Regions from separate parts of the Mus musculus genome. Here all the other regions are linked to region 2. The links are chromatin loops, found by intact Hi-C in ENCODE. Cell type or tissue: heart. All regions are shown on one strand.

What was found. A loop is a pair of places that touch in the nucleus more often than their neighbours do. Peaks named below come from ENCODE experiments on the same cell type or tissue, not always from the same donor. Only the 100,000 strongest peaks of a DNase experiment are listed, where the experiment ranks them.
Region 1: a loop joins it to region 2, with 3 times the contacts of the local background. A loop is called at or near these places in 9 of 42 quality-filtered maps.
Region 3: it touches region 2 in a loop (5-fold over the local background); 17 of 42 quality-filtered maps call a loop at or near these places.
Region 4: a loop joins it to region 2, with 4 times the contacts of the local background. A loop is called at or near these places in 10 of 42 quality-filtered maps.
Region 5: it touches region 2 in a loop (5-fold over the local background); 2 of 42 quality-filtered maps call a loop at or near these places.
Region 6: it touches region 2 in a loop (4-fold over the local background); 13 of 42 quality-filtered maps call a loop at or near these places.
Region 7: it touches region 2 in a loop (2.2-fold over the local background); 6 of 42 quality-filtered maps call a loop at or near these places.

What each region holds. Positions count from the first base shown.
Region 1 is chr6:36,376,551-36,380,550 of GRCm38, reverse strand. All of the region lies in intron 3 of 9330158H04Rik (RIKEN cDNA 9330158H04 gene), which reads left to right. Among named protein-coding and RNA genes, the nearest start is that of Chrm2, 9.5 kb to the left of the region's middle. In heart, a CTCF peak has its summit at 1,799 (motif pointing left); no DNase peak of the experiment used is centred here.
Region 2 is chr6:35,377,958-35,381,957 of GRCm38, reverse strand. No RefSeq gene overlaps it. Among named protein-coding and RNA genes, the nearest start is that of Gm38789, 33 kb to the left of the region's middle. In heart, CTCF peaks have their summits at 817 (motif pointing left) and 1,869 (motif pointing left); a DNase peak (open chromatin) is centred at 1,907; H3K4me3 peaks cover 915 bases; H3K27ac peaks cover 1,232 bases.
Region 3 is chr6:37,044,274-37,048,273 of GRCm38, reverse strand. It overlaps Dgki (diacylglycerol kinase, iota), which reads left to right. Exons shown (of 34, transcript NM_001081206.2): 12 at 94-154. Among named protein-coding and RNA genes, the nearest start is that of Gm52857, 140 kb to the right of the region's middle. In heart, a CTCF peak has its summit at 1,897 (motif pointing right); a DNase peak (open chromatin) is centred at 1,893.
Region 4 is chr6:36,246,917-36,250,916 of GRCm38, reverse strand. No RefSeq gene overlaps it. Among named protein-coding and RNA genes, the nearest start is that of Chrm2, 140 kb to the left of the region's middle. In heart, a CTCF peak has its summit at 1,627 (motif pointing right); no DNase peak of the experiment used is centred here.
Region 5 is chr6:36,902,420-36,906,419 of GRCm38, reverse strand. The region is part of intron 28 of Dgki (diacylglycerol kinase, iota); the gene reads left to right. It overlaps Gm52857 (a long non-coding RNA gene), which reads right to left and starts at 2,887. Exons shown (of 3, transcript XR_003956276.1): 1 at 2,665-2,887. In heart, a CTCF peak has its summit at 2,403 (motif pointing right); no DNase peak of the experiment used is centred here; H3K27ac peaks cover 910 bases.
Region 6 is chr6:36,391,479-36,395,478 of GRCm38, reverse strand. All of the region lies in intron 2 of Chrm2 (cholinergic receptor, muscarinic 2, cardiac), which reads right to left. Among named protein-coding and RNA genes, the nearest start is that of 9330158H04Rik, 5.2 kb to the right of the region's middle. In heart, a CTCF peak has its summit at 1,521 (motif pointing right); no DNase peak of the experiment used is centred here.
Region 7 is chr6:35,285,986-35,289,985 of GRCm38, reverse strand. It overlaps Slc13a4 (solute carrier family 13 (sodium/sulfate symporters), member 4), which reads left to right. Exons shown (of 16, transcript NM_172892.3): 3 at 56-192; 4 at 2,069-2,232; 5 at 2,585-2,639. Among named protein-coding and RNA genes, the nearest start is that of Slc13a4, 20 kb to the left of the region's middle. In heart, a CTCF peak has its summit at 1,835; DNase peaks (open chromatin) are centred at 1,375 and 1,675; H3K27ac peaks cover 1,678 bases.

The DNA.
Region 1 (4,000 bases), 1.0 Mb before region 2:
TAAAATAAAAATGAATTTAAACCATTGCTATATCACTTCATCAGCTGGAAAGAGAATAGAAGAGACATGTACACAAAAAGACAGAGATAGGTAAAGAAATATCAATAGATAGATAGATAAAGAAATACCAATAGAGAGATAGATGGATAGATAGATAGATAGATAGATAGATAGATAGATAGATAGATGAAAATATATAGTATGTTTGGGAAGAAATCATGGAAAGAACACCTACTAAGGAATATTAGATGCCCCAATGGAGCTGTTGCTCATGACCTATAAAACAACCCCGAGAAACATCCTCTATATTAACCTCAAAGTATATAGCAGGTCTGGGAAAGAAAGGAGCCATGCCTGTTTTGCACTCCTGCACTAAGCTTCCTGCACTAAAAACTCAGCATGGCTCTCCTACTAAATTCAATTTCTAATCTGCTCAAATGCATCCCAGAAGCCCACTGCATGTAGCTCTTAGGGAAAGTAGGTACCGAAAACAGAATAGCTGTGAAAATGTGCCTGTACCCTTCACTTTGCTCACCTTCTCCCCTGGGTAGTGGCACTGCAACTTCTTTAGAAACCTGATGGCACAGAGGAAAAGAATGCACTCAAAATAGTCAGGGTGTGTTGTGACAGGGTAGAGGAGAGAATTGAAATGTTTGGCAGGATAGTCACTGAGGATAAGGGTCAGAATCTAATACCCTAAACCGGTGTGCCCAGTTTCTCTCCAAAGGGATTCACAATGAACCATAAAAATTAATCCAAATGCTTTATTAAAGATATATATATATCTCACCTTCCATGCCTATTTCAAAAAGCATGGCACTACCAGGGAGACAGCATATTTTAAGACCTTCTATGTGACTGTGTATAAACATAAGGAGTATTTGTTTAGCTTTCAGGCAAAAGTGGTTTCCTAACACAGATAATTCATCTCAGTACAATCCCAAGCAACATGGATTAGAAGACAGTTTGTTTAGGGGTGGCTATCAAGTCACCATTCACCCCCTAAATCTAATGCCCATCACCAACGCTTACGTGTTACCTCAATGCTGACCATCTCAGCTCACTTAAAATAACTCTTCAAACATGCCTACCTTGTGTACATATCTGGGAAGCGAGGTGAGCTTTAAATGGTGAACTTCAGCTTCTCACTAAAAGGCTGAATTTTACACATTTTACTCTTGTTACAATAGTAGGAACAGGGTGGGTATGTATCCAGCCACATCTTATGATGCCAGTTTCTTGTAACTATGCCACACAGGATATCAAAGTATTCCACACAGCTCATACTTACCCTAATGCTCACTTTGCCAACACACACACACACACACACACACACACACACACAAGCATTACTATTCACAATTGTATAGTTTCAACTTTTGTCAGAGATTCAAATTTGTGTTTAGACTTTATGCAGTAAGGAGGTTAAACACTTATTAATTTGGTGTATTTGTTTTCCAAAATAAAGTGCTTTAGGTATGTTAAACAGAAAATGACTTGAATCATAATTTGAATTCTTCCATAGGACATGCCCTTAGATAAACCATTTAATTCATCCATGTTTCATTTTCCTTATCTACAGTAAGGCAACGTGGCCGTCTTTGTTTTTCTAAGGAATTTCAGATGACTGAGATATTTTGTTATGTCCTTGTGCTGAGATGAGCATAAACACATTTTAAAGACAGAAACTGTCCATTATGTCCTTGTGACTATTTTTATCATTGTTATATTATCTGAAATGATTCTATTTACTAAATCTGGTAAGCAGAATAGTGCCCCCTCATGGACCTTCTCATTTTTATTTCCTGGAAATTGTGACTGTGTTATGGCACTCCAAAAAATTAAATGGCAAATAAAGTCTGTTTATCACTTTAAAGAGATAAATTATTTGTTTGGGCTCAAGATAATCAGAGGTGTCATTAAATTTTGGTATTCAGGTTGATATCTGAGATTGAGTGAAGTACTGTGAGAAAGATTGGTCATTGATAGTTTGAAGGAGCTATCAGCTCAAAATAACATATAACTCTTCTAGCTGGGAATATAAGAAAACAAATGTTCTCGTGAAGCCTGTTAAAAAATAAAGTCATTTTGCAAACCTGAATTTAGCCTTCTGAGGTTCATTTCTGACTACACAATTATGAACTTAAGATCAGAAGTGTGCATAGTTTAGAATCCCCTCAAAATGATTTATTTAGTGATATTAAAACCACTAAACCAGGTTTTCAGGTAGATGCTTTAGTTTACTGAGAGCATGATTGTGCTAAGTACTGTTCTTAAATGTCCAAGTCATGCATAGGAATGACAACAAACCTTCCGGGAGAGTTAGAGGAGTAATAAACTTGTGGAAAAGTGTTTCATTGTCGGTAGACATTCAGCACTAGGGACAGTGCAGACATTAGTTCAAGTCTTGGGTCAGTACCTTGGATAGAGGACACTCGGAGTTGATAGATCTTGTGGGTGGATTTTTCTGTATGTCTTCCTCTTCTAAGACCTCTGAGATTTAGGGAGTGATTTTGCCAAATCGACAAAGAAATATTTTTTAAAAGCACTTGTTGTGAAGTAGCTCTCTGATCATTACTGAGTTCCCTCATCTGAGCTTTGCTAAACCCCATAGGAGCCATGTGCATATGGCAGCATGTAGTGTCTGAGAACTTTTCCCCTATGCTCTGTGTGGTGTGGCCTCTATTATAGAAATACAGGTAAATCATTGCCAGAGTGTGTTTCCGTGGGCCTCTTCTAGAAAGAGTAAAGCAGAAAAAAAGTAATAAGGATAGAAACTAACCAAATGATAACAACAATCAAAAAGTTCACAAGCAAACAAAGAAGTAAGCAAAGATGATATATAATGCTGTTTGTCAAATATTCGTAGTTCACTCATTGGTGCAATGGGCCAGGATCACGTGATCAGATCTCTTTCTCAGCCATGAGTAGTACTGATGGGCCTCTTGCTAAATAATTCATTACCAGTTTGAGAACCTTCTAGGCTCTTCTTTCCTTCTGATTTCACGATAGCGTTTGGGATACCAGCATCCCAGCTGTAGATCGATCACTGGGTGATTTCTGCTAACACCTGTGGATATGTAGTGAGAACACGGGATAAAACTTTGCCATTTATGCCAGAAATAATTTTTACAGATTATCCTCTTCTGATTTAAAAAAAGATAATCAAGAAAGTTTGGTACCCAGAATCTGAAGTGGATGCAAAAACTAAGTGATAGGATGAATAAACAAGGGCAAATTATGGTGGAAGAATATTTATGATAAAGAAGTTAAAAGCTCTTGTCTGGCAGCATGTATGCCCCAAGATAGTGCCAAGCAACTATGAACCAAGTCAGATGTAGGCATAGCTCTGAACAAAGCTACTGGTTTATATCCCCATTTCCTACCTAACATTTTCCATTTCTTCATATGATAGTGTTTTAAACTATGATACCTGTTATGACCAGCATCAAAGCTCTTACCTTGATGAGTTTATCAGAGTCTAAATCATTTCTTACTCTAAACTGATTATTTTGGGAGTAGTCATTTGTCACCATATTTCTACTATGATCAAAGTTCATCCGTGTGTGTTTATGTATATGATGTTTATGGACATGTGTACATGCTCATATTTGTATGTGTATGTGGACACCTACTTTTCATATAGTGTGGATGAAGATGAAGAAACACACTTGGCTATTGGTTCTTTTATTCCATCTTGTTTGAGACAGTCTGTCTTTGTTGTTTGCTGTATACAACAAACAACTGCATATAGTCATCCAGCTGGCCTGTGAGCTTTTGAGACTTGTTCTATTTCTGCCTCTGGTCTCACCATAGAAGCACTGATGTACAACATGTACGTTATTTTAAATTCTGTGGACTCAAACAAGTACAGCAAATTCATTACCCATTGAACCATTTCTCCCACACATGGTTCTCATAATTTTACGTCTAGACAATAGTTAGAAGACCATGTCAGCTTATGTTTCATTGAAACAACAAACATTTATTTATCAATCAT
Region 2 (4,000 bases):
GGGAAGACTGTCAAAGCAGGGCTGAATATGTATGAGCAGAAGAGGAAACTGAGGCACCACCAGTAGCAGCTGAACCAGTAGGTAACCATGGAAGTGCAAGCTACAGGGCCATCAGCCAACCCAGCCTAGGTTGGGTGCTGGTATGGGGCGGCGCTTAAGGGAGGGAAAGTTAGTGTGTGTGACCAAAGTGGTTTGAAAGAGAAAGCTTGTGTTTGGGCCAAGACCCACTCCAGAAAATGCCAATGACCTAAAGTGGGTAGACAGGCGCTCAAATCTGTACCAAGCTGCCAGGGTGGCAAGCTTCCTCTTTACAGCCCTTAGAATTCACAGGGTTTTACTGTCAGTGTGGATCAGTGGTGTGTAGATGATGTGGAAAGTGTCCCAAGCAGGAGGGACAAGGCAGTCCAAGAACTCAGCATCTATAAAGGAGTCTCAGCCATCTCCTATGTCTTCCATCTGGACCATGAAGAGCGATTTGGTCACATCCTAGAGCTTCAGGGTCAATCTTAATATCCCCCCAACACCCTTAGTCTCCAAACACAAGACTCCCGGCTGAGCTGGGTGTATTTCTACTCCCTTCCCCTCCCCTACACTGGCAATAATTAATGCTGACACAAATGGCCACAGAAGACACATTCCTAAGGCTGTGGACCACTGATTTTGACCTTAATGTTGCTCTTCTCAAGCTAACTGCCCAAATGCAATGGATTAGAGCAGGCAAACAGAAGCCAGCCCTCAGGCAGCTGGCTCAACGTTTAGTACCTCTCCCCTTTCGCAAGTTTCCTTTCTCCTGGGAAGAGAGTGCCATCTAGTGGGCAATTAGTGAACTTACATATGCCACTCCACTTTTTTCCGTTCTTCCTTTCTTTTTTAAGTTATTTTATTTATTTATATTCCAGTCGTTGACCTCCTCCCCCACCCCCCCGTCCCTCCGACCCACCATTCCTCATCCTATTCCTCCTCCCACTTGCCTCCCAGAGGGTGCTCCCAACCTCCAGCAGGCCTCCCCCTTCCCTGGGTCCTCAAGTCTCTTGGAGGAGTAAGTGCATCTTCTCCCACTGAGGCCAGACCAGGCAGACCTCCGCTGTATATGTGCCAGGGGCCTCAGACCTGGCTGTGTATGCTCCTGGTTGGTGGCTCCGTCTCTGGGAGCTCCCTGGGTTCTGTGTTAGTCGAGTCTGCTGGTCTTCCTATGAGGTCGCCCTCCCTTTCAGATTCTTCAATCTTTCCTTTAATTCAACCTTAATTCAGTCCAATGGTTGGGTGTAATTATCTGCCTCTGTCTCGATCAGCTGCTGGTAGAGCCTCTCAGAAGACAGGTATGCCAGGCATATGCAAAGACCTGATTTCATCCTTGAAGCGACTCTGTAACCATCTACTACCAGTAGTTAAGAGCACTGGCTGCTCTTCCAGAGGACCTGGGCACAATTCCTCAGCACCCTCATGACTCTATACAACTATCTAGAACTCCAGTTCCAGGGGATCTGTAGGCACCAGGCATGTATGTGGTGTACAGAAATACATTCAGGCAAAATAACCATACACACACACACACACACACACACAAATAATAAGTAATAGTAGTAGTAATAATAATAGGAATAATAATAACAGCAACAATAATATTTTTTTAATTAAAGAAAGGGGAACTGGGTGGAATTGTTTTCTTTCCGCTGTGTGTGGTATAATAAATGTGCTTCCATCCACCCAGAAATGCAACTCCTTGCCCATTGCAAGGACAGCATGTGGGCCCTGCCTGAGGAGGGAAGGAGGGAGTTCCTAAGCTGAGAGAGTCAGCAAGCTGGAACACTCAAGGCTGAGAAAGACAAGTTAAGGGTTTTGACAGATAGGAGGCACTGTTCTGCTAGAGACTGAAGAGGGTGACCCAAGGGCGCCACCTGCTGCCGGCAACCAGCGCGAGGCCCCTCCCGCTTTCACTATGGGTCGCTCTGGTTCCCTTGTTTGCTTTGCTCTGATTCGATGTTCAAAGGCAGTGGGGGGTTGTTGATGTTTTGGATGAAGAATGGGCCTTCTGAGAAACAGAATTCTTCCAGCCTAGACTGTAAGGGATCGCGAACAGGGAAGCAACGTTCGGGGTATGCCCCCTTAGCAAGAAACCATGTGAATTTTTTTTTTCTTTTTCTGGTTTTCTTTGTGACTGTGCTGGAGCTCCAACCCAGAGCTTTGTGCTCTTGCACTCAACCACCGAGCCACACTCCCAGCTCCTTGCTTTTTAAGACAGAGCCTCATTATGTAGCTGAAGACGGGAGACAGAGGCAGGGGGTGGCAGGTTACAGAACCTAACAGCTGGCTAGACCATGTCATGTTAATCAATCTCAGCCTGACAAAGGCAATGTATTTTCTTTGGAGTCATCTAGGTGAGAGGAGGCAGATAGCTCAGAGACCCCAATCCTTTCTCTGTCTACTGTCCCTGAGAGGCAATGAAGACTAAAGCTTGCAAAACAGTCTGCCTTGAGTATAGTTCTGCATGCGTATGCCAAACCTCGGGCCAGATGTGCTAGCTCCTGGCTGGTCATCATCACCTTTTCAAAGATAGGTACGTTTTTAGCCAGCCTACTTATAGCAGTGCTAATTGTGGGCCACAAGCTTTCCAATATAGTAGCAGGCAGGGTGAGTAATGGGATTTTGATCTTAAGAAGGCTAAGTTTCCACATCTAAGTAGCTGTGGTATGCTGGAACAAAGAACTTATTTTTGCCTTCCAAGGTAAGCCAGAGCCAAGAAAGCAGACTGCTGGGGGCTATGCAAGTTGACACATGCTCCTTAGCCCAGAAGCTAGAAAGGGCAGAGCGGTCATTCGGGGAGGTGAGTGTTGACCCTGCCACCTATCCTCACTTCATTAGGCTGGGATGAGTCTCTCACCAGAGTCTCTACTGCTCTCAGAGATACTGGGGCTGTTGACATTGGCCCGAAACCACCCACAGACTCCTCGGCCTTGCGACTTTCCTTTCTACAAATGCCAGGATTCCCTGTGTTTGCTGAGTTTTCTGTTTCTTGTCCAAAAGCTTGGGTGTCTGTGTGCTAAATACACACATATGCCGGATTCTCTCTGGGGCCAAATGTTTGGATGACACAACACTGGGAAAGAACATCCACACGGTTGAGTTTTTCCCTTAGATAGCTATTTGGCGCTGGGTAAAGATGGTTACTTTTTAATAATAAACCCTCTAAGAATGGCCAGGCTGGCTAGTGGCAGGATGGTGCTACACAGAAACTACTTCCTATTTCTCAAGCTGGTGAACATTGTCACAGGTTCTGTTCTGAGGTTCTTCATTCCAGAGAGTCACAGGAGGTAGAGCCCTATGGCCAGCGTAAGAATGCAGCTGCAGGGCTGAGGTCAGCTCAGGTTGACCTGATGCCACCAAAGGAGAAGGAGATCAAAGGAAGAGTAAACTGTAAAGAGCATTTAAAGCGAAGCCAGGGAGACCCAGATCCTACTGCCCAAAGTACAGCCAACGCAGTTAAAGATCAAGGAATAATCACTCAAAGATGCTAAGAAGGATAGATTCCAAGATGGTTCCTGTGACTGGGGCTAAAGTGCTGGGCCTTGGCCACAGCAGACCCACTACAGTGCTGGTCAGAAGACCCAGCTGTAGAAAGGACCCCCATGTCAGCCCTGGGTCTTCTGGGTCTCTATAAGAACAGCTTTCTTGGGGGACTCTGTCCCAGACCCCAACAACTGCCAAGATGAACTGCAATCAGCTCTGTCTCCATTTAACATGAACGAATATGTTCCTCAGTATCATCTAAGTCAGTGCTCCAAGTCCCAACCCCTTGAATGAAGAGGGAAATAAAAAATAAATTAGCATGACACTGGTTGGGAGGAGGAGGGACTTAGCACAAGTGAAAGGGGGTGAGACAGGAAAGGGGACAGTGACTATGTGGGAAGCACATGTATGAAAATGCCATGAACCTTTGGGATAGCATTGAAAATGTAAATGAGTAAAATACCTAATAAAAAATAAAATAGTTCGACAAAAA
Region 3 (4,000 bases), 1.7 Mb before region 2:
GAATGTTCTCTGTGGGGAGTCCCCGTGCATTTGTCCCGAAGTTCCTCTCTACAGAGAACCGTGTGCTTACCTTGTCTTCCATTCCCTTTCCAGGCTGGAGATGTACAGGAAGGTACCAAATCTGAGAATTCTGGCCTGCGGTGGGGATGGAACGGTAGGTCCTTGAGAGAGAATCTGTCCTCTCCCTTACCCATCTATCTTCCTGACTGGGTCCCTGGGGGAGTTTTATCTTCAGCCCCAGTCTCTCCTGTCCTCTCAAATGAATGCCTGTCTGATGAGAGTCATGAGCCCCGAGGCTGAGAAGGACTTTCCAGTCCTCCAGGGAAGCACTCAGCCTTTATGTCTACGATACTGCACCGTGTTCTGTTGCAGAGGAAGGACACTGCTGTCACTGGATAAAGATTTTCACAGATGGCTAAATCCCTTTTTTCAAATACTAGCTGACATATTTCCACTTACCCCTTCATAGCTGTTGTTTATTAATCAAAATTATGTTAAAACACCCAGTACATAAAAACAAATATACTACTGCCAGGCCTCACTGTTGTTAGTTATTTTTGATGGTAGCTTTTTTTTACTAAGGCAATCTGCTGCCTCATTGTGGTTTTGATTAGCATTTTCTTGAATATTAGTGGTGTTGGACTTTCTCACACAGACATGTCCTCCATTGTTGTCTTTTGAGAAATGCTTATTGCAGTTGATCTTTTTAAACTGGATTGGGCTTCTGTGTTTGACCTCTTTAGAATTCATTATTCAGTCTGCATATTAACCCTTTGTCAGATGTATAGTTTGTAGAGTAGATAAGTAGAAAAACAAATGTATAAAAAAACAAATAAACAAATATAAAACAATGATGGACAAGAGATGCAAACATTGCTCAGTTGTTTCATACCATAGTTGTACATGCCATAGACTGATAGTACATGATAAGGCATGGTTTCCATGCAAACAGCATGTAGGATCTAGGGTTCAAATTCAGGTGGCCAGGCTTGTGTGGTAAGCACTTTACTCACGGAGACATCTGCCAGGATCACCTACCTGCCCTGCCCTTGGCTGCCTGTCTTGTGTTTTTCATTTTGCTGTTAATTTTCAGTTAACGGAAATTTTGTTTTGTTTGTTTTTATTTTCTTTTTCTTTGAGACAGGGTTTCTCTGTGTAGCCCTGGCTGTCTTGAAACTGGCTCTGTAGACCAGGCTGGCCTCAAGGCACAGAGATCCATCTGCCTCTGCTTCTTGCGTGCACTACCCCAGCCCAGCTTGCTATTTCTTTATGGGCCAATGAATGAGATAGCTCAGCAGGCAAAGGAGCTTGCAGCCGACCTGATCATCTGAGGTCAATTCCTGGAACCCATATGGTAGAAGAAAAGCTATGACTCTCAAAAGTTGTCTTCTGCCTTCCACATGCAGGCCATGGCACAAGCACAGAGCACCCACTGATTTCTATTTTCTCTCTCTTTCTCCCTCCCATTCTCTCTCTCTCACAAAACTTAAATAAATAAATAATTAAATTTCTTTGATCCCTGTTGTTTCTCTCTTGTATTACTTTTTTCCCCTGCCTTTGCTTGAGTTTCCTCAAACCAGCTGTTTGTGAATCAGTAGTCTAAAGATTTGCACACACCCACCTACTGTGGTTACTTTCATGTGCTGTGCTTTTACAGTAGGTGAGAGCCTGGTTTCCTGACAGCTCTCTTGGTGTTGGTTTGTGGCATCATCTAATGTGACTGAGCATTGACACTTAGGCTTTTATTAGGCTCCAGTCTTTGTATTTTGGTTTCACTTGTGCCTTTCCCTAGAGAAACTCTTGAGAGGTTTCCCCACCACCTCTGCAATCACTTTTGCTATTTCAGGGTTAGAGGACTAGTTCCGGCATTCACCGTTGGTGTGTTGCCACAGTTTCCTCACTAGAGGGCAGTCGAAGCTCATGCTTATCCTAATCCACATGGAAAGTAGTTCAGCTTGAACCAGATTATAACCTAAAAAAATGGTGATCAGCTCTGAAACCTAGCTGTAGATCTGGGCTTCACTCAGACACCTTATCCACAGCAACTTGCCTGTGCTCACAGACACCAGCATCAGGCCCGTGGTCACTCAAGTTGCAAAGCTGTTTCATGCTAGGAACTGAAGAAAGCACTGGAGTAGCCCCATGGCCAGTGATGCTATGTGCTGTGAATAGCTCAAATAGACCTACGGCCTAAGACAACTAGAATCAGATGAAGGTAATGCTGGCCCAAACACAAGCCTAATAGAATGGGGACTTATGTCTATGTTGGCACCAAGGTAGGTCCAGAGGCTCTTTTGTTTGCACAGGCCTGGGAGTTGAAGTTTTTAAAACTTTCTGAGTGTCATGCCTGGCACTGGGTTCCAAGGCCTAGCTAGTGCTAGAGTCGTTAATGTATCCAATCATCAGAAAATAGAAGCTTACTCTGTACTAGGCTGGGCTGAGATTGGAGTAGTGTTGGGTGTTAGGGAAGGCAGTTTTAATGCCGGATTGAATTGTACTCACATCCCCCAGCTCAAAGGGCCAGTACAGTCTCAGGTGTGAGGCTTATACCAAAGCCAGAAGAGATGCAGGCCAGTATATGAGTCTTTCGTGCTGGGGCTAAAGGTAGTAGCTAGTGGTGCTGACATATGACTGGAGGCTCTTTCCTTGAGTGCTTGCTTCTGGAGTACGGGTCTGTTTCAGACAATGGGGCCATTAGTTGGTGAGGTCTAGCCCAGTTATGGGTCTTTTGATTTTTCGCCGATGTTAGAAACCATTTTTGACGCTTAGTACTGAGCTTGAAGTCAGAGTCCTGGGCTAGCTTTCATGCCCTGCCAGCAGGTTGAGCCTGCTTTGGATGCCTGAGTCTGGAAAGCAGAGTATAGTGGAGGTAATTCTTGCTCCCTGAGAATTAACCTGGAGTCAGGGGCTGTTTCTCTTACATCTGGTTTCACTCTGGTAAGACTGATACAGGCTTTCAGGTCTAACCTAATTTCCTCCCCTTTTCCAGGTTAGGCTATCTTTGTCCCCAGCACTTGGGACTGGCTCCTTCCTGTCTTCAGTGTGCTTCTTTTTTGTTGTACTTTGACCAGGCACTGAGACATCTCACCTGAGTGAAGGTAGTGTGGTTCGTGGCAGCTTTTCAAACTACCATATGGGTGAAGCAATTATCACTGGACAAGTTTTCCCCGCCACTATCTGGCCACATTGCTATTTGCTCTTAAAAATGGGTTATATTTAGTAAGAAGTATGTGGTTTCTGCTGAAATTCTGTGTTCTTTTTTTTTGTTGTTGTTGTTGGAAGGAAAATGTAGAGCATTGGATAAGACAGTGTTGGCTCAGAGGTCAGTTCATTTCGTTGGCATTTATTACTTTTTTTGTTTGTGTGTGCATGCTCATTTATGTTCAGATATGTATGTAGAGGTCAGAAGTCAACCCCATGTGTCTTCCTCCATTACTTTCCACCTGGGCGTGCTCTCTCTCTCTGTCTCTCTCTCTGTCTCTCTAAGACAAAGCCTCTAAGCCTTTCACTGAACTATGGCATGCAGCTTTGGCTAGACTGGATGGCCAAGGTGCCCCAGGATCTTCCTGTCCCTGCCCCCATCCCTCCCCAGTGAGGAGATATAGCTTATGCACCACCAGCCCCACCCTGCATTTTAAGTAGGAATCGGGATTTCCATTCAGGTCCTCATACTGATGCAGCCAGCCTTGTGCTTACTGAACCCTCTCCTCCAGCCCCTCCTCTGTGTTATGCATGAGGAAAGTGCAGAATCTGTGTTTATCATGTCTCAGATCTCCCCTTGGCCTCTGTCTCCATGCATTTGGCAGAGATGGAGAACAGTCAGGGAAGACTCTTGTTTGTTTCCTGTGCTTTTCTCCTGGATTTGGAGTCTGATGTTTCAGAATCTCGGGATGTTATGGACCGTCTTTGATTTTCCCTGTACTCCCCTAATGATGATGCTTTATTCTCGAAGATAGCAACAGGATCTCCTTTCATAGCCTAGGAGCCCTGGGCACACACT
Region 4 (4,000 bases), 870 kb before region 2:
TATATTATTTGAGTTGTGTTTTCATTGCTAGGAAATATTAGGTTGGAGAATTACAGCAACACATTATAGTAATGTTAGGAAGCATGGCAGTGTCCAGGCAGGCATGGTGCTGAAAGAGCCCTAGTTCTACATCTTGATAAATTTCAGCATCAGGAAAATCCTTCTGAACTGGGGGGAGCCTAGGCATTGGAGTCCTCAAAGTCCACCTACACAGTGACACACTTTCTTCAACAAGCCATGCTTATTCCAACAAGACCACACCTCCTAATAGTGCTACTTTCCATGGCCCAAACATATTCAAACCACCACAACCAGGAAGCACAAAATATAGCAATGTTTGTTTACATGGAAATCTAAGGGTATCTACACAATTGAATTGGTCTAACTAAAAGAATAATGATATAGTATAAAAACGTTGAAGAACAACTTTTGATACCGTTTGACTCTTGGTTGTGGCAAGTGCTGAGTCATGAAATAATGGTTAGTCATGTGATAAAGTTACAATGTTTTCAACATGGGAAGGACTCTGGATGGGCAAGTTTTCTATCAGAATTGCGATGGTGATGTAAGTAAAATATCACAATTGTAGGGGAGTGGTGATCATTTACACTACTCCAGGAAATGCTATCATAGGTTGGCAACTGGCTTTGAACATATAAGATATAACAAAAGTGATACAACGCCAGGGACCTCTTTAGAAGCACTTAGGAGCCATTTTTTCCTTTAACTTTTCTATTTGTGAAAATCTTATGGATGGAGCTCCATTGGAGTTTCCTGGTAAATCCCTTTCCTGACTATAACATGATACAATTTGCCATTTGTCATAGTCTGGTTAAAGTACTATATCCAAATTTGAATACTTAACTCAGAAAAAAAAATATTTTATTCATCTCATGGATTTAGAACTCCAAGGACACGGTACTGGTGGTGTCTGCTTAGTTCCAATGAGGGCCTCTGGCTGCATTATACCACGCACAATTTCCTGGTTTCATGACAGCTAGCATGATAGCAGGAACATATGCAAGACAGAGAGACCACACAGTAAGACAGGAAGTGAGAGACCATGCAAGTTCCCAGATCACCTCTCATAACAACTGCCCTGGCAGAAACTAATTCCTCTGTTCTCAAGGCGGCATCAGATCTTCTGGAACTGCAGTTATAGATGGAGTAGCTGCCACGCACACGCTGAGGACTGAACCTGTGTTCTTTAGAAGAGTAACTAGCCACCTTAACCATTCCGCCATCTCTCTAACTACCAGGTATATTGTTTTAAGGCACCATAAACTTCCAGTGTATTAAGATCTTCTATTTGGATGTAACTTAGATTGTTTTGTCCACATGAAGTCATGGCAGGGCTGCATTGCTTTTTGTTATTGTTTTTGTTCTCAGATACCTGATATTAGTATGTAAAGAGCTCTTCAAAGAAAAATACTTTTTTAAAAAAATCACCATTTTCCTATTTCTATCCTATCAGCTTCATCTATTATGAATGAAAGATAGCTGAAGTACTAAAAATATCCTCAACGCAGCTTCCAGACTCTAGAATCTAGAGAATTGAATAAAAACAAACATTTCTAGTGTGCTCTTTTTTTTTTCTTGACAGAATGCTGCAACTTATCTCTTCTCCACTAGGGGGCAAAAGACAGTATGGGAACTTGAAGATCGTTCTGGCTGTGCTGTTAGAGCCTAATGGGGTACATGATCGCTGGGCTGCAGTGACCCCACACTAGCTTTGAGAACACAGAGTGAGAAAGAACTAATCACCTAGAGACAGGCGTGTCTTCAAAGGCCCTTAACAGAGGTGACAGATAGCAGTGGCTTGAAAACAAAGAAGACTAGACCCTTGGCAGGAGAAATTTGGGGAGATAGAACATACCTTGTAAAGACCCAGAAATATTCTAGATTCTGAGGCAGGAGGGACAGGAAAAAAACAGATTATCCCATGAGGACATGAGACAGGAAGAAGAGTGAGCTCTCAGATGGGTTGTATTACAAGTTGTACACCAGGCTTAAAAAGAAAAACAAACAAACAAACAACAACAACAACACACCTTAGGCCTTCTTTTCTTACCCAAGAGTAATGATGACTATTTTACACGTAGAAGTAACAAAATCATTATGATCACTTGAATCAATGAGTGTGGAAGAAATATTCACAGCATATCTTATGAAAAGTCTATTAGTATTACCGTGGGCTCTACATGTCTAGAACCGATATGTTCATACTTTTAAAAAGGGTGTACTGAGTATTGTTTTTTTTTTTTTTAATTTTCAATTGGAAAAACCATGAGTAGCAATAAATGAGTCTCAGAGAAAATGTGTATGGAGCATGGGTACATTACTTGTTCTGTAGATATGAGGGCCTGAGTTTGAATTCCTGGAACTACATGTAAACTGTATTGGATGTTTGTGCCTGTACTCCCAGCACTGAGGATCTAAGATAGGCAACACTCCAGAGTTTTCTAGACAGCCAGCCTAGCCAGATGGTGAGTTTATGGTTCACTGAGAAGCCCTGTCTCAAAAAATAAGACGGAGAAGGATAGAGGGAGACACCCAGGGCCTTAGGCTGGCTGCACACACAATGTGGATACATGATATTCATGTATATACAATATTTTCAGAGATATAAATAAATAAATAAATAAGATGAAAAAATGAGGGCCATTGTGGAATTTAGCAACTAGGTGTTATTGGTTCATTTTTAACCACTCTGGCCTCTTTTGAAGAAAATACAATGATAATCAAAATTTCTTCAGCAAACATTGAAAATATTACCGCATTATTTTAAAATATTTATCCTAATGTCTCATTTTATGCTTCTAATTTATAAATCTATAAGGTCATCCTTTCCTAGCATATTATGAATATGCAAGGATATCTAACAATGTGATTAATTTTAATTGTCACTTTCTCTGTCATACAGAATTCTAAACTGAGACATTCTTGGGAGGGGAGGATTTCTTTTTGCATAAAAATGTAAGGCAATTATAAAAGTGTATCTGGAGTTCCAAGGGAGAAAATGCTTAGCTCATCTTTCTTATGGGGAGGGGTTCCCACAGTAGCTATTCAGCTAAACAAACAAACAAACAAACAACAAAACAAAAGCCCTCAAATGCTATGGAAAATTCTAACCCAAAAATTTCTCTAAACCCTGAGTCTTTTCGAAACCATTCTTGTGCTGTGCTTGTCATACACATGTGTCAATGTCCTCACTGTCTTGTCAGATTAAAGGGGCTTGTGTACCAGTGACACACACACTGAGACCAGGAAGAAATGTATTTTCCCTTTTGTGTATCAATCCATTGCAGTTCTTTGCTCATTAAGACCTGTTTTGTTGAATGAATATTTGTATCCATGTAGAGTAGACAGCCTTAGTCTAATGTCTGATCCAAAGTGTATGTGCAATAGATTATAGCTATTATTATAATCACTTGTTTAGAAATCACAAAATCAGGGCTAAAAGGAACTTAAGTGCTTATCTGATTTGGGAATTAGAAAATAAACAAAACGAAGGTCTAGACAGAAAGCATTTGCCCAAGGTCACAGACACAATCCACTACAGGCCCAGGGCTATGACCAACATCATTTAGATTCGGGTCTGGCATCCTTTCTGCTATCACATACCAGCACCATTGCTGGAAGATATAGTGTAGTGGTTTTAGAGCAGATGTGTGGCAGTTCAGACTGGCATAGGAGTCTGTAGCTGAAACTCAAGCAATTTGGATGCCCACAGGGGAATGGGCAGAATAAATAGGGGCTCGCTGCAGGCTCAGGCCCAGATTGAAGAATCAAGCTCATTTATCATGTGTACTGCTCCCCCTCACCTTTGTATTCTTTACAGAGGATTTACAGATCTTGCTTCCCTGCAAGAAACTGACTTCTTTGAAGGACAGGTAGTGGGAAACACAAGCTCTGGACTACAGAGTGACAGCAGCTGACAGAGCCCCCGCCCTGCTGTGGGTACCCCTTCATCTCCAGGCTGACAGGAAGCTGCTGGCAT
Region 5 (4,000 bases), 1.5 Mb before region 2:
GAAGCAAGAAGATTTAAGATATCTGATGTGTTGCTGTGGTGAATCGAACCCTAATCACACTGCAACAGAATGATAGGTGAAATGCTGAGTGTGTTCATCGAGCTGTGCAATCCATCTTTATGTTGCAAGCTTCAGTACAAAACAATTTGACCTAGAGAAAGTATGTCGTGAAATAATAAAAATATATCCCTATCCCTTAGATGGGTTGTGGCTATTTCACAAGTTCAAAGGTAGGCAGTCCTGATAATGGTTTATGGGGAGTTAGATAAGCCACTGAGGTGAGCTCCGTGGTAAGCAGGGGTAGCCAGAAATGTTTATGTCATGCAGCCTACACCATGAGATGTGCTTTCCATACTACTTGCCTGGGTATTTGGGGTTTTCTTAATTACTCCTTGAAGACATTTAAGTGTTCTTTGAGTGGAGAAGGAGATGACTGGACACACAGGAATCCTAATATCTAGAGCCTGCATATACAGACTCTAGACATTCATAAGTGGATCTAAGTGTGGAATCCTTATGTGCAGAAAACTTGCTGCTTCTTGGCTTGCCAAGTAGGCTGGAAACAGTGGACAGGGACTGCAAGGGACTCGTATGAATGTTATTTAAAAAAAAAAAAAAAAAAAAAAAAACCAAAACCACAGAGCTGGGCAGTGGTGGTGCATGCCTTTAATCCCAGCAATTGGGAGGCAGAGGCAGGCGGATTTCTGGGTTCAAGGCCAGCCTGGTCTACAAAGTGAGTTCCAGGACAGCCAGGGCTATACAGAGAAACCCTGTCTCAACCCCCCACAAACAAACAAACAAACAAACAACAACAAAAAATAAAACCCAGAGGAATGGTGGCTCTGTGTTTATGACCACAAGCTGCCTTTCTTGAGGCCTGGTTTCCACTCCCATCACCCACATGGTGGCTCACAGCCTTCTGTAAGTCTTGTCCCAGGGAACCCAAAGTCTTCTGGCCTCAGTGGGCACTGCATGTATGTGATGCACAAATATGCCTGCAGGCAAACACTCATGAACATAAAAATAGAAATCTCAAATAAATTTAAAAAAAAATAATAAAACCAGAGCCAAGAGGATAGCTTTGCCTTCCACAACAGTTTGCCTCCAGGCATTGTGAGAAGCTGGCAAAATGTTAGAGATTTTTTTTGCGATGGAGCTGCTTCGGTATCATTTAAAACTACATAGCTGTATCTCCATCTCTTCCTGTATGCAGAAGCTGGAGTGCTGTTGGGCCAATTCAAACAAAAGTGTTCCCAAGAACAGGGAGGCTCTGTGCACAGCCCGTCTTGTCTCCCCTGGGAACATCCCTGTGCCAGTACCAGGTGTTCTGTGCCGTGGGATTTTGTACAGTCAGCCCTCTTTAATCCAGTTACAGGATGGCTTTGGCTCTCATCAGTTTTATAAGTGCAGTAGAGATCCAGGGTAGGGAGGATGGTGTCCAAAGCTAAAACAAGTGACCATCCATACAAGGGATACTAGTTCCACCAACTGATACCGCCTCTCTGCTAAAGGGGCAAGTTCTTTAGTCATGATTATTAATAGCCCTTTAGAACATTCTGGAGCTATCAGAAGAGTGGGCACACTTTCACTGGGGCCCAAAACATCATTTCTCCCTTTCTGAATAGGAGCAGAACCCAGCACTGAAGGAGCCAGTTTATTCTTCTCAGAGCTGAATCCTGGGGAGCCCGTTCCACAGGATTCCTACCACATTACTGGACGTGGCAACTGATATTCAGGAAGCAGAAGGGAATGTGGGCCCCAGCCTGGCCTTCCTTCCTTGCTCTCCGCGGATGGTTAGCCTCAGTCCCACATCAAGTTCCTAGTAAATGTCTGGAAGTGTTCTAAGCATCTCTCATCGATGCACCAGTCTGAGTCCTTACCAGCGCTATGCAAACTCTCCGTTGTTCTCAGAGAGAGCCGCGGGCACTTTTCTGGCCCGTTGTCATTATTGTGGTTCCTCTGCTTGCCTTTAGTATCCCTCATCAACACAAATAAATGTAATAGCATGTTAAATTAAAATAAACCACATATTCCCAAAATGCAAACAGATTTGTGTCCCAGACTGAGCTGTGAGTCAGGGCTTCCCAAGTGCTGCTAAAGCATGAGTCTGGTTTCTAAAGGCTATACCCCTGACTCCCTCTGTGTGTGTCTCCTTTGGTTGTATCTTTCCTGTTCCATGTTTCCTTTTTCAGACGCATGCTGACAAATGCTTTTGCAAAGGCTGATTGCTCACAGATTTCAAATGCTTACACGCAGTGTGACAGTCAGATCTCCATGCTGAATAAATAGGTAAACCTGACTCTACCTCCTTTATCTATTACTCTCCTGTGTCAAGGCCCCCTGGCCCTTTTCGCTTGGAAGAAACTCCTTTCTCATTTTGGTTACATTCCTGGAAAGGAACGGTAGGTGGCAGTAACATTTCAATTCAAAGGGTGTTTAGGGGCCTCCAGAAACTGACTAGGAAGAGTTTTCAGGCTGGAAAAGCAAATTGTACAAGCTAATGATGAAATTGCTTTTAAAAAGGATTAATAGATGTAAATGCAAGAATCTATTTTTTAAAAATGACAGTATATTTCGAACACAGCTTTCACACGGGTCATCCGTGGCTGTACTTGCGTGGAGAATTTTGAAGATGGAGTGGTAATTGAGTGGATAGATACTCACCTCAAATGAAGAGCTCACCCGTGTTTGTGATGTGCATTTTGGGACTGTCACCTCATCGACGATGCCCATCTCTGCGCTCCTCCCCCACTCTCTGCCCTTTCCCTGTGTTGGGAGTGAATGTTACCTTTGAGGCCCTCTGGCTGTCCCTGAAGGGGACATGAATAGAGTGTGTTTGTCTCTCTCCTCTCAATGCTACTTTGTGTGGCTGCTGTAGCTTTCATCCTTGCTCTCTCTCTCTCTGTCTCTTTCTCGCCTGAGCTCTTTGACATCTGTGCTTTGTTCATTGTCTTAGAGAAATGAGCATAACGAGAAGGAACAAAAGCAAACAAAGGCGGGTTTGTGTAGCTGATGGAGAGTCTCAAGCAAAGGACTTTTGGTCCTCTTGTCCTTAATTATAGATGCTCTGGGGCCCCAGTAACGGTAACAAAGTTGTACCTTGGACCTATTGGCTGGCTCAGTGTTTCTCAACAAGTCCTCCATGAGACTTCATGGAATGGAGTCCTCTAGGGATAGACACACAGACCTTTGGTGGAAGTTTAAGTGAGAAAAGCCCTTGCCTAGAAATAAGAATCTACAGTTCACTTTCAAAGTGCATTAAGGCACACCTGGGTTTCCTTGATGTAAGTGGAAATCTGTGCCCATCAGCAGGCACTGGGAGCTGCTAAGTCTGCAGCAGCAGCCTTTAACAGTGGAACAGTGGGAACCCAAAGATGGCATTTCTTTAGTAGTAAACAGGACCCTGAAAATGTGCCTGGAAGGAGTGTCCCATGAGAAATTGTTTTCCATTTGAGACCCCTTAGGTGTCTCATAGCCAAGCAGAATACTCCAGGCCCAGATATTTCCAAAAATTCACCATAGCAACAGAGTGTACCTATGTGGTGTGCTTCATTGCAAAAAGATTGTGTTTTACCAAAGAGTGAGAGGTAAAGATGAGGGGAGCCTAGGAAGATCTCAGGACTGTGACCAGGAAAAGAAAGAAAGGAACGAGGGGAGGGGAGGAGGGAGAAAGAGAGGGAAAGGTGGATTGGGCAAGAACATGGAGAGTTGGTAAGAAGCTTCTAATAGATAGGCTATCCTGAAACTCATAGACCAGGCTGCCCTCCACTCTGCCTCCCGAGTGCTGGGATTAAGGGCGTGTGCTGAGTAGGGTGTGTAATCCCTTAGTCTTATGGAAAGTGCTATGTTAGCTACTGGAACTAAGCAGAGTGTACAGCATGCATGCAGTTGCCTTTGGTGCTCGGGCATGTGTGCTGTACACACTGCTTAGTCCCTCTCATGTAGCTTACTGCTAAGACTATTCATAGTGTGCTGAGCAGTGTGCAGAGGCAAAACAGGA
Region 6 (4,000 bases), 1.0 Mb before region 2:
TCCTGTCTTTCCCTCCAAAACACACTATCATGTCTATTAAACACCAAAAATTCCATGTTATTATATTGATTCTGAATATAAATAAGAAATCTGGTTGCTTTTCAGTGGTTATTGTAATAATAACAACATCACTGATGAATTAAATGAAAGAAAGGAGAGGAGGAAGAAATGATGAGAAAGAAGACATTGGCTAATAGTTGTTTAGCTTTTACTCTAGTTGATCAGAATACTAAGCTACTATGAAGTCTTTCTATGCAGACCAAACAGAAAGAAATGATGAGTAAAGATGCAGCTGGGGAAAGAGACTTTATCAGTGCTGGACAGTCTCACTGCATCAGTGCTGGACAGTCTCACTGCATCAGTGATGGACAGTCTCACTGCATCAGTGATGGACAGTCTCACTGCATCAGTGATGGACAGTCTCACTGCATCAGTGATGGACAGTCTCACTGCATCTGTGATGGACAGTCTCACTGCATCAGTGATGGACAGTCTCAGTGCATCAGTGATGGACAGTCTCACTGCATCAGTGATGGACAGTCTCACTGCATCAGTGATGGGCAGTCTCCTGAATCAGTGATGGACAGTCTCACTGCATCTGTGATGGGCAGTCTCACTGCATTTGTAATGGGCAGTCTCCTGAATCAGTGATGGGCAGTCTCACTGCATCTGTGATGGGCAGTCTCACTGCATTTGTAATGGGCAGTCTCACTGCATCAGTGCTGGACAGTCTCACTGCATCAGTGTTGGAAGAGTTTATTACAACCACTTGAGAAACACTGGAGAATTTTTAAAAAGAGTACTATTACATGTCGATAACATAGAAGTTCAGTTTTGCATTATGAAAAGGATGTCTTGGAATGAAAGAAGGAGGTGTAGTACAGAAAGCTGAAGAGTGGAGGACCAGCTCAATACATCATAATAAAACCCCCTGGCAAGGGAGATTTGGGGAGAAGTTCTGGAGAAGCCCCAAAGAGAGCACTGGCCTGCTTTGCCACTTACGTAGAAGAAGCTGTAGAATTTGGAGTGAGAAAGATAAGGTGTTCTTAGCACATCAGTTTTGTGTCAGTTTGTTGGGTTATGAGTGACTAATAAAAATGTGCTCATTAATGCAGACGAAGAGTAAAACGTCTAGACATTTCCAGCAAGGAAGTCTCCCCATTAAGTCAGAAGACTTCATTTTCTTTTAAATCCGCAGATCAAAGCATACAGAATATTCTACTAGATTCTCCTCTTGGAAGTTTCTCTGCCTCTCATAAAAAACATTTCGCAATCATATTAAGTGCAAAAGGGTGTATAGGTCTAAATACTTACATACATACATAGAACTTTCTAGATCTCTGCACAGTAGACATCCTTTAACATACTTAGAAAACAGAAAAATCTTTTTTATTATATCATTGTTTAAACTATGTTAATTAATCCTTATCTGAGTCATTTTTATTTTCGAATTGAAATTAAAGTGTCTCCTAAGCTTTAAACAATGATGAGCGCCTCATAAACAAACCAGTGCACTTTCTGTCTCTGAACACCAGAGGGCATCATTAGGTGTAAGCTTGGCTGGAGGGAGAAGGGTTGAGGGGGAAAGAATTCCATTACTAATGACAGAAACTGATTCTTATAGTATACCCTTATCTACCATGAAGCATTACCATGGTAACAGCAGCAGCTAAGATGACTGTATATTTAGGTCATAGTATAAAAGGAACTTCAGCATGTGAGAAGAAAGAAGAAAACGAGATGAAGTAAGACAGGAATCGATAACATAGAAGCTCTAATTTCTCTTCCTCCTCCTCAGCTGATAGCAGTACACAAAGTCACATTTGCCTTGCAAAGCAGAGGTTGGCAATAAGGTCTGACTAAAATTAAAAGAAGCCATTGAAACTCAGAATCCGAATGTCCAAAGGGGAGGGGGGAATAGTAGAGAGCAATTCATTCACTATAATACTATGGAGAGATGCTAGAATGGACGTTGACTTGTGAACTTTTTCATGAAGTACTTAGATGTTTCACTTTGGGAAATCTATTTATCTACTTATCATGTGTTCAACTTGAAGGCATCTGACATCCTCTGGGTTCTCTTGCCTTAGCTTAGAGGTGGATGTGACACCTGGCAAAGTGCCTGGTACTCTTAATGCCTTTGGTTTCTTCCAGCAGAAATGATAACTAACTAAGTAGAATAAGCATGTTGTGCCAACTAAGAATGTAGTTGGCACTGACTCCCCTTACATTTCTTTCCCTGGATGTAGGGGGTCTAAGCAGAAAAGGCAGAGTTGAATTAAATGGATGGAGAGAACATGATTGAAAACTGAATATCACAGTTGCTTTCCCCAAACACAGAAAAAATACCGGCTATGCCTCTACATACAGTCAATTTGCATAGTACCCGAGTGAAGTCTCTGGGAGTCCAACAGGCTGTGTTTGCATCTTGGGGCTGCAACATACTATTTATGTGATTTGGGGCCATCACTGCATTTCTGTGACTGTAGGTTTCCTTTCCTGTAAAATCAAGAAACTAGCATCTGTCTCCTAGGATTGTTGTGATGAGAAAATGGATTCCTATATTTACTCATTCAGCAAAGATTTGTTAAGTTCCTGGGATGTGCCTGACACTATTTAAAATCATAAGGATTTGTAGCAAAACAGATAATATAATGCATGTAAGCGGCTTAGGAAAGAACCGGGAATTTAGCATAAAGTTTGAAAATGCCTAAGGAACAGTGACCTGCTTTCCATGATCTACCCCCTGCCTCTCTTACACACACACACACACACACACACACACACACACACACACACACACACACACCAGGTAGGGGGAGACATTTATGCACACATGCACATATTGTTATACCACAAGACAACAGCAGAGCCTAGGATATGCAGAAAGTATACTTGCTTTGCTGACCCCTAATGAAAGGGATTGGAACATCTGCTCAGTGAACTAAAGGAAACGGAGTGCAAACAAATGATAAGGATGATGGGCAGTTGTAAATAGCCACAAGGAAAATTTTACCAGGGTTGAATGCATTTGAGTCCTTGTGGGGACACAGCATAGACATCAAAAATAATATACCAGTGCAAACGTAATTTTTATGAGTAAAAACGGTCTTTCAAGGGGACTCTGACGTGTTGTTTATCAGACTCTACCTTATAGAGTAAAAGGAAGAAATGTTAAGATAAGATGAAGAATGCTCTCTGGGAAGTTATATGGAAAGATACTTAGGAACACTGTTTCACGTAGTGGCATATTAAGACCAGTGTGAGGAGTTGAGGCTATACCACACTTTATTAAGGTCATTTCCACAGAATCCTGCCCTTACGTTTCCTTCTCCTTTCTCTCCTTTCCTCTTCACCTCTCCTACTTTTGGCTCTAATTCTCTTCTTCACCTCCTTCTTCTCTTCGCATTGGGGTGGGTCTTGGAGACACATGCCTTCTCATGGGCCAGCTCATTCTTCACTGACCACTGGACACTCACACCTTCAGTTCCCCTACTTGTCAGCCAGCAGGCTAGCACCCCTGAAGATGCCCTGACGCTCTGCTACCCTTGGCCCTAGCAGTGGGCTATTCTGGATTGGAATTTGGCAAATGTTCTCTAAGTTTGTGTCCAATTTCCTGTCTGGACAAAGAGACAAATTCACTTTTAGAGTAATTTGTTAGTTTTATTTTTAAAGACAGCAGTTTATCGTCCCCCTGCCCCAAATGGTTGCCTATGGGAGCTCACCGGAGAAAGAGTTTCTATATTTTAACTGTTAATCTCTCCCACAGCTGTCTCTGAAGTCACTTAAGAGCTTCAAACACGTTTTCTGGGTTCTCATGCACTTGAACTATGATAGGGATATTGCAATCCACCTAGTTTCTTTCTCCAGTTCCCCTCCAGGCACCCTCAGGCACACTTACATAAGCACACATCATTTCTCCCTTTACAGGCTGACGAAACATCTGTCAAGTAGCCTACTCTTACTTTTGGGTCCTACAACTCAACTTTCCCTATGTCCA
Region 7 (4,000 bases), 92 kb after region 2:
GTCCTGCCCATGGCCTCTTCCCAGGTGGTGACTGGCCTTCCTGACCCCCCTACAGGTGGCGGCTGAGTACTTCAAGAACACCACGCTGCTGTTGGTGGGCGTCATCTGTGTGGCAGCAGCTGTGGAGAAGTGGAATTTACACAAGCGCATCGCCCTGCGCATGGTCTTGATGGCGGGAGCCAAGCCTGGCATGTGAGTCACATGGCATGTGGGGTCCTGGGGCAGTGGTTCCTCTGCTAAGTGGGAGGTGACACCAGGATGATGGACTCCCACCTCCCGCACCTGTGAGAGAGATCCCAATAACTAGGAGTGATCCTGATAGCCACAGAATACAGATCTGAATGGTAGCCCTGATGTTACTATCACCTGAATCTAAGGAATTCTCTTCACAACCTGGACCACAAGGACAGGTTTGCAACACCTGAGGGCCTTGTGAGAAAGCATAAAATGGACCAAACAGAAACAGTTTCTCTTTTTTTTTTTTTGCCTGTGGGTTAGAGTGCACATAGGTCAAAGAATTGGGTGGCTTTTCCATTGTCATTTAAGAAGCCATGAACATCTCTTCCCATCCACCCAAGTTGCTGAGGGGGGTGGGGGGAGTGTTGCTTCAATGCCTCACATGCTCCCTCTTTCTCCTTCCACTCGGCCATCAAGAGACCCAGCAAGGGGGCATCCTCACCCTCACAGCATTCGTGAGGGCATCAGGGTGGACAGTTTTGTGTGAGCCTTGCTCCCACTGCACAGGATCTCCTTTGTTCCTCTTCCCTTTCTCCACTCCTAACGGCTCCGGCTCCTACGTCTATGCAAGCTGCTGCACCCGCTGGAAGAGCAGACTAGAAACAATGTAGCACTGTTTTCAGCATTAGTCTTTCAAATGAGTTCTTGGAACTCTGAAGCCCGCCCCTGACTCCCAGGTTGCAAAGCAGAGCCTTGCTAATTATGGCTAAAGCCACCCAGGCCCAGCAACCGGCTGCCCACTCTGTGCTTCCAAGGCACACAAGGAGCATTGCTTCCAACATAGTGGGACCTTGTGGCTCCTTTGACTCTGTTCTGTTTTTTGTTTTGTTTCCCTTGTGGTACTGGGGGAGGGGTGGAGAGAATGAATGAAGCAATCGCTCATCCTTGCCCTAAGCAAGCACTCAAGCCCCGAGCCACATCTCCAGCCCCTGCATAGCTCTGGAAATCTTTATCCTATCAACAAGAATGTCCACCTGTCTGGGTTTGCCTTCTTCCCTATTTACCACACTACCCAGCAAGTTCATGCCGGCATGGCTCGATATCATGGCGCGCTATCAGTGGGTGTGCCAAACATGAGAGCTATGTTGCTCTCAGCTCAAACAAAACACTGCCAGGACTCAGCCCTGCTTGGGCACAATCCACACATGTGCTGTCTCCTTTGTGCAAAGTCATCTGAAGTATAAACAAGTCATCTTTGTCTCCACCTCTCCTAGGCAGCAAGCCCCAGGTCTGCACAGGCACGGTTTGCACTGTGCTTCCAAGTCAAAGGGAAATCATTTGAAGGTTATTTTTGTTCTGTGCTCCTCCAAGCTTGACGCTTTCAGAGACCAGCTGGAGACACACACACACACACGCACACACGGACAGGGGAGACTACTGTGGCTTTGTGGCCATCCTTGCAGCTAGTTGGCACTGGGACAAGTCGTGGGAGAACGAAGTGCCAGGACTGTTTGCTCCCAAATTACTGTGCTGACTTGCTCAGAGCATGGGGTGCCCTAGACTTGCTGGCTGCAGGGGAGGGGAAAAAGATCCCCTTATGCATAAGAGACACACCACAGAGCTCCACCTAACGTCCACACAGAGAGAAGGGAACAGCCTCTGAGTCCCTACCCTGGATCCTTTCTATCAAAGCTAGCCCTTCTTTCTTTAAAAGCTTTTTTCCTGGCCATGGTCACTAGCCACGGCTTGGGAATCATTTGCTGGACCAATGCTGAAATAAAGGGTTACCCCGCACCAAGTTCTGGGAGTTTAGAGGTGAATGGCACCTGGGGGCTCATTAGGGTCATAATTCATCAGGATAACGCTCTGCCCAACCGTCCCTGCCCTCCAGGCTCCTGCTGTGTTTCATGTGCTGTACCACCATGCTGTCCATGTGGCTCTCCAACACCTCCACCACCGCCATGGTGATGCCCATCGTGGAGGCGGTGCTGCAGGAGCTCATCAACGCTGAGGAGGAACAGCTGGCAGCCGGCACTGAGGAGGCTGAGCTCATGGGTACAGTTCACTGGGGGCCCATCTCCCCTTTGCTCCTCCCCCCAGCCTGGTGCCCATCTTCATTGGAGCCTCTTGGCCATGCCAGCAGTCACAACCCAAGCTACCCTTAGCCCATTCTCATTCTTCCTACGTTGCTCACAGGCATCCTCCACCCCTTCTCTTTGTCCCAATTTCTCAAGCATTATTACAAAACTCCGGTGTCTGCCTGCATCTACAGCCCCACTATGCCTTCAGAGCAGAGAGAAGGGGAGAGGCCATCACACCTCTGCCCCTGCCCTGAGCCCCTGGCCTTCCACATACGGGGTCCACTGCAGCCTTAGTTTTAACTTCCTGTGTTTCTTTACCACTTTAGGTCTTGATGTAAACAACAGACAGACGTCCATGGAACTCATCTTTGTCAATGAAGAGTGAGTATGACCATCCCTCTTCCCAGACGGAGCCTCTTGGGGCCATTAAAGAGGACAGGAAAGATAAGACCAAATCGTCTCTTTTAGATGCATGTGCCAAGCTCGCCATCTTGTCCCCATCCATAGGATCTACCTCTGACGATCTTGAGGGGGTCTCCCCTAATTCCAGAACACTTGGGAATAAGGAGGAATACAAAGACCCACGTTAATTCCAAGTAGATGTAGGAGCCGCCCTATGGCTGCCAAGTACAACTACATCTGTACTGATGCGGTTAGAATACTGGGGGACAGTTGTTGACAGGCTGTTTGATGCTCTAGCAAGCTGAAGCTAGGAAAGGAGAAACATGGTCTTGAGCATTCAAATGCTGTGGGGTCCATCAACAGCTGACTTCTTTTCAGAGTACATATATACATATATACATACATACATACAAACATACGTGGTCTTTAAGGGTATTCCATGGTGAATACAACCCATTTTTTTAAAAGATTTATTCATTTTATGTATATGAGTACACTGCAGCTGTACAGATGGTTGTGAGCTATCACGTGGTTGCTAGGAATTGAACTCAGGACCTCTGCTCACTCTGGCCCCGCTGGCTCCAGCCCATATATTTATTATTATATGTAAGTACACTGTAGCTGTCTTCAGAAACACCAGAAGAGGGCATTAGATCTCATTATGGATGGTTGTTAGCCACCATGTGGTTGCTGGGAATTGAACTCAGGACCTTTGGAAGAGCAATACAATGCTCTTAACCACTGAGCCATCTCTCCAGCCCCGAATACAACCCATTTCAAAGTTGTATTTCACAATGGTTCTTTATAATTTGCCCGTTTAAATACAAAAAAAAAAAAAGAATAAGAGCTCATACCGAATGAACTCAACCTATAGAGCTGGACAGACACAGAGAGGGACAGACGCAGAGAGGGACAGACATGGAGAGGACCCAGCCAGAAACATCATCATCTTCTTCGTCTTCCCACTGTCTTCCATGGTCACCCTGTTCTTGCTGCCCTCTGCCTTTCTTGGTATCTCAGATACCACAGCTTTTCTGGCCCCTTCGGAGAGGCACAGTGATCTCACTTTCGGATCCCCAACAGGCTAGCCCAGGTTCATATCAAAACTTTGCTGTTTCCAAAGCTTGTCCCCTTTCTGTGGGTCCACAGCGGTTCCCTCTGGACCCAAGCCTGCAGAAGAAGAGATGAGAGTTGGTGGGGGTAGGAACTGACCTTTCGTTGTCCCCTGCCCCAGCTCCTCCTGTCCCTTGTCTACTGTCCCCTCACTCTGCTGCTTCTGCAGTCTCCAGGGTTGGGGTGAACATAGGGAACAGAAAAGACCAAAGGGTAGACTCTTGTCT